Linked DNA regions of Homo sapiens: region 1 is linked to region 2. A link is a contact called in ENCODE Hi-C or POLR2A ChIA-PET data. All regions are on one chromosome and are shown on one strand. Each heading gives the region's core, a stretch centred on a gene start or an enhancer-like site at or near the end of the contact. The rest is flanking DNA. Distances are from core to core; before and after follow the strand shown. Region 1 holds the start of MDC1 (mediator of DNA damage checkpoint 1). Region 2 overlaps HCG27 (HLA complex group 27).

Region 1 (2,700 bases), core at 79-2,578, 490 kb after region 2:
CGGGCGCAGTGGCTTACGCCTGTAATCCCAGCACATTGGGAGGCCCAGGCGGGAGAATCACCTGAGGTCCGGAGTTTGAGACCAGACTGACCAACATGGAGAAACCCCGTCTCTACTAAAAATACAAAATTAGCCGGGCGTGGTAGCGCATGCCTGTAATCCCAGCTACTCGGGAGGCTGAGACAGGAGAATTGCTTGAACCCAGAAGGCGGAGGTTGCGGTGAGTCGAGATCGCGCCATTGCACTCCAGCCTAGGCAACAAGAGCGAAAGTCCGTCTCAAAAAATAAAATATAGATGGCCGCATGCGGTGGTTTACGCCTGTAATCCCACCACTTTGAGAGGCCGAGGCGGGCGGATCACCTGAGGTCAGAAGTTCGAGACCAGCCTGACCAACATGGAGAAACCACGTCTCTACTAAAAATACAAAAATAAGCTGGGCGTGGTGGCGCATGCCTGTAATCCCAGCTACTTGGGAGGTTGAGGCAGGAGAATCGCTTGAACCTGGGAGGCAGAGGTTGCGGTGAGTCGAGATCGCGCCATTGCACTCCAGCCTGGGCAACAAGAGCAAAACTCCATCTCAAAAAATAGATAAATTAGTTAATTAAAAAATAAAAATAAATGATTTTATGATCCTTCCCTCGCCCCTCGAAAGGTGGGGACAGCCTTTAAGACAGAGAGCAAACCAGTTTTCTCTGTTCGACTACAGATCTTTAGGATCTTGGATTTAAGAAAATGACCTCAAAATGTCCGTCAGAGACGTATTCCCAGGAAGAAAGATATTACTTCTACTACAAACCAAATCAAAAGGAAATGAAATTCCAATGCAACAGGAGTGAACTGCCACGCCTACGGGCTGTTCTCCAAACTGCAGCCTCCAGCCACGACTGCAACGCGCAACCCACTTTCATTTCTCATGAGTCAGCGGACACCATGTCTAGGAGGACCGAGGAAAGGCGCTCTGGCCTTACCAGACACGTCGGACGTCTATGACACAGCCCCTCTATCCGTTGCCGGCAGCTGGCGCCAGACTCTCTGGTCGCGGTTTGGAACTGCGCGGGAAGTGGGTGGTGGGCGGGCAAGCGGTAGTGGGTTGTCCCTTGGAGCTGCCCAATCGACGTGCATTATTCTGTTGGCGCACGGCGGCCTTCAATTACCGTCTCATTAACTGATCTCAGCAGCCTGGGAGACACCACCTATTTGAACTCTAAGGGGGCGGGGCTTTGGGTGTGCCTCCGCTCGACTGGCTGCGGTTGTGAAAGACAGCGGCAGAAGCCAATCAGCAAATAAGCTCTTTTTCGGCACACGCAGTCGCTCCACCTGGGTCGCGACCGTTACTGGTGGCGCGCGCGGGGACTTAAAGTAGGTGAGTTCTAGGGGCCTGGCCCACGGCTCCCCGGGAGCCATCTTGGTTCCCCCAGAAGGCGGGAGGGGCGTACCTTGGGTGCGACTGGGCGGAGGTGACTTGGAAGTTCGCTTCTCGGACTGTAATACTCATCCTTACCTGGCGCCCCGCTCCGAGTTTAGGTATGAAGACACAGGGAGACGTCGGGCCACAAGGGAACCCACTGAGGTGGGGACCAAAGATGGTGGCTCTTTGAATTGGAGCCAAGCGTGGTGGGCACCCGCTGAGTTGGCCTGTCATAAAGACGGAGTTGACACTTTATCCATGGGGCATCCTACTTTCCCTACCTGTCAACAGTTTCCCTCTAGAGTGGCATATTTTCAGGTGAATTCCATTTATGCTATTTTCTTTCCATCTCATTTGTTCCTTCATCAGTAGGCTCGGTGATGAGCCTTCCCGAGGGCAGGGTCGATTTCATGTTTGGTTCACAGATGTATACCAAATACTTCAAACAGGTATACCATAACCATTGAATGAATATGATGGACCCTAGGGGAAAGACACGGTTCCCCTAATCCAGTCCTGGAGGTGGGTGAGTGTGAAGGCAGAAATGGAAAGTAATGGTTACAATATAGCGAGAGATCTTAGAGTAAGCACAAATCCATTGACCACTGTGGAACAGGCAGGATACACCAGGAACACGAGAAGGCAGGGAACACGCCAGGAAAGGGTTTGCTGAGAAAGTGACATTTGAGGCCGGGCGCGGTTGCTCACTGCTGTAATCCCAACACTTTGGGTGGCCAAGGTGGGCGGATCACCTGAGGTCAGGAGCTCGAGACCGTGGTGAAACCCCGTCTCTACTAAAAATACAAAAATTAGCCAGGCGTGATGCCGGGCGCCTGTAATCCCAGCTGCTCGGGAGGCTGAGGCAGGAGAATCGCTTGAAGCCTGGAGGCAGAGGTTGCAGTGAGCCAAGATAGCACCACTGCAGTCCAGCCTGGACGACAGAGCGAGATTCCATCTCAAAAAAAAAAAAAAGAAAGAAAGTGACATTTGAACTGAATCTTAAAGGATGGTAGAAGTTGGACCAGAAAACTAGGTGGGAAAAAGCCAAGGAATTGGGCTAAGGCATGAAGATGTGGGAAGACAAGAACAGTGTGTTCGAAGACTGGGGAAAATGTCTGGCTGAACCATAGGCTTTTGCGGGCGAGGGGTAGGCGTTACAAGATGTGAAGTTCAGATCATGGAGGGTCTCGCTAAGGAGTTTAGATTTTATTCTGTGTGCACGAAAAACCATCAAGATTTTAGAGGAGAGACATCTGAGTGATTTGGGGCAAGTCTTAACCTTATATATGCT
Region 2 (2,700 bases), core at 171-2,670:
TGGGATTACAGGAATGTGCCGCCATGCCCAGCTAATTTTGTATTTTTAGTAGAGATGGGGTTTCTCCATGTTGGTCAGGCTGGTCTCAAAATCCCAACCTCAGGTGATCTGCCCACCTCGGCCTCGCAAAGTGCTGAGATTACAGGTGTAAGCCATCGCACCCACCTATTATCTTTTAATTTATACAGTTTCAAAATATTCCAATGTTTAGTATATACCCTAGAGGTGTTTCAGTGACAGTAGAGGAGGTGGCTTTCTAGGTAACAAGAGAATCCTGCAACCACAGAAACATGTACCAAAATCCAGGAGGTCATCGGCATCCCTGTGAGCTAAGCCGGACGATGGAGTCCAGGGTGTTCCCTTGAATCCCCATGAAACTGAGGCCCTAGGAGGTCATGGGCATTTGCCATGCACCATTCTAGGTCTCACTGGTGCTGGACGTCTCCAAGCTGAACTGAAGTGATCTCTGCTGCCAGCCGGGGAGCCTGGATGTCTCACCAACAAGCCCTTCCTTATTTCACTGATCTGCCATTTTTAATGTCCAGTCATCATGCTTGGAATGCCTGGTTATAGTCCCCATGACTACACATCCATGTGGCCACACATCCTGCACTCAACATGGATGGCCTCTTGGAACGTCTCCTGTTCTCAGAGGAGACGTTCAGAACACACTCCTCTGAGACTCAGAGGAGTCTCAGAACACACAGAGCCTGGAGGAATGGGGACTGTTGGCAAAAGTAGATCTAATGTGTCCCTCAAGGTGAACAAAAATCTTTGAAGAGATTACTTGATTAACAAACAAGTGCTGGGCGCGGTGGCTCATGTCTGTAATCCCAGCACTTTGGGAGGCCAAGGTGGGCTGATCATAAGGTCAGGAGTTCGAGACCAGCTGAGCCAGTATGGTGAGACCCCGACTCTATTGAAAATACAAAAATTAGCCGGGCGTGATGGTGCACGCCTGTAATCCCAGCTACTTGGGAGGCTGAGGCAGGAGAATCGCTTGAGCCCAGGAGGTGGAGGTTGCAGTGAGCCGAGATAGAGCCACTGCACTCCAGTCTGGGTGACAGAGTGAGACTCTTGTCTCAAAAAAAAAAAAAAAAAAAAAGTTACAATAGCCAGTAAGTACAGATCAGGTGCAGTCCTGGGAGGAACAGCAAAACAAAAAGTGAAACAGAAGCAGCAAAAGTCCCAAGGCTGAATAATCAGGGCGTTCCATCCAAATAAGGTAATTGTAAACACTGTAAAAGCAGCAGCCAAATGGAAAGCAATCACAATTAGTTGCTCAAAGAATGTGAGTGAGTTAAAAGGTCCTCCCCCAAAACCTTAATAGATCTGGGGAAAGCAGTGATAGTCAATCAGGGGTCTCTGGCTGCCATAGTACTCACCAGTAGTGAAGGGAAACTGAAACCAACGAAGCAGACAAACCTCTGAGTCATGGCACCGGAAATGTTGACGGCTGTTGTAATACCTTGGTTCTTGACTTCTTCATTTAAAAGAATTTAAACAAGAAACACGCAGCAAAGGAGATGAAGTACAAAGCAATTTATTACAAAGGAAAAATATTATTTTGAAAGTTAAGTGCAAAATAAACTGTACACCCTGAGAGGATTCAGGGTGGGCTGCTCCTAAGGATGAGACAGCATTGATCACTGCTGGAGAAACTCCCTTTATGGGAGTCTTACATGATTATTCACAGGAGGTGGGTGGGAAGAGGTGTTACTAGCAAGCATGTTCTGGGCGGTCTTCTGGGTGCACGTGTGCAGTAGCTGTACATGCTTGTTCATACATCTCATGACTCATTAGCATCTTAAATCTCCACCCAGGGCTGTGTTTTTTTTCACTATTGTGATGAGCAAAGGGTCAGTCTGAGAACAGGTGGAAATGCACGTGTTCTGTACAGGGTAAACTCCCTATTGGAGATAGCTTTGCTTGAATGAGCTGGACTACAATGTGAATGCTAGAGTTTATTGTGTTGATTGTGTGGTCATCACCAGTCGCTATGTCCCGAGGACATGTTTACTTTTTTCATTACCTATACTTCCTCAATTCCAACACCTGCCTGAGCTTACACAGGCAAATAAATGACTCATTTCAGCACCACCTTAGAGCTTATTCAGTGCAGCCTTTGACATCCCTCAGAGGAGAAGTTTTCCAAGCATGATTTTATTTTGTAAAGCCTCCGTTTTTTCAGCCTGCAGAGCTGAGACATTGATAATTTTATTCTCAAATATTTAGAGACTTTCTTATAAGATTTTCACATCTTGGTAACAAATTTCACTTACAAAATTTGCCAGAATAGGCAAAAGGAAAGAGACAGCAGGAGGGATCACTAAGATTTTTCTTTCCTGTGGAGTATTTTACTGTTCCTGCTTCTCTTTTCACTTTCCTGGGCTTGGGGGAAGGGCAGCTCCCTCGGACCATGAAAGAAAAATGGTAATACGGAAACATCTGTCTTTATCGCCTCCCCCAACCCTTCCACTCTGCTCTGGCTGTGCCCATTCTCCCTCCCACCCCCTGGCCCATAAGCCTTTTCCTTCTCCCAACCTCACCGAGAGCCCAAACTCTCACCTACAGCTGGCTCCTCAGTGGGAACTGAGTCATTACCTGCTAAAGGGTAGAAGAGGAGAGAGAGAGGCCAGAGCCTGGGGATGGGGCAGAAGGTGCGGCAGGAAGGAAGGTTAGAGTGAGAAAAATTTCCAA

Evidence for each region. Hi-C counts contacts between places; a loop is a spot of excess contacts on that map. ChIA-PET counts read pairs that join two places held with the same protein, here RNA polymerase II (POLR2A). Pooled maps may share reads with other maps.
Region 1: a map of naive thymus-derived CD4-positive, alpha-beta T cell shows a loop between it and region 2 (5-fold over the local background). The contact joins the promoter of MDC1 here to the enhancer-like site in region 2. A Hi-C loop is called at or near these places in 1 of 168 maps with a recorded cell type or tissue (naive thymus-derived CD4-positive, alpha-beta T cell) and 7 of 50 pooled maps. POLR2A ChIA-PET finds 5 or more read pairs at or near these places in 2 of 52 experiments (PC-9 and naive thymus-derived CD4-positive, alpha-beta T cell).

The regions. Positions count from the first base shown.
Region 1 is chr6:30,715,909-30,718,608 of GRCh38, reverse strand. MDC1 (mediator of DNA damage checkpoint 1) reads left to right here and starts at 1,328. Exons shown (of 15, transcript NM_014641.3): 1 at 1,328-1,364. RefSeq lists enhancers at 436-1,183, 1,932-2,679.
Region 2 is chr6:31,202,796-31,205,495 of GRCh38, reverse strand. It overlaps HCG27 (HLA complex group 27), which reads right to left. Exons shown (of 2, transcript NR_026791.1): 2 at 1,528-2,700. Among named protein-coding and RNA genes, the nearest start is that of HCG27, 6.4 kb to the right of the region's middle. RefSeq lists enhancers at 1-140, 141-860, 861-1,580, 1,581-2,301, 2,460-2,700. Within about 2 kb of position 1,420, at least 33 of the 41 ENCODE cell types and tissues checked have a DNase peak (open chromatin) inside an H3K27ac peak, as active enhancers do; they include PC-9, where a contact is called at or near this core.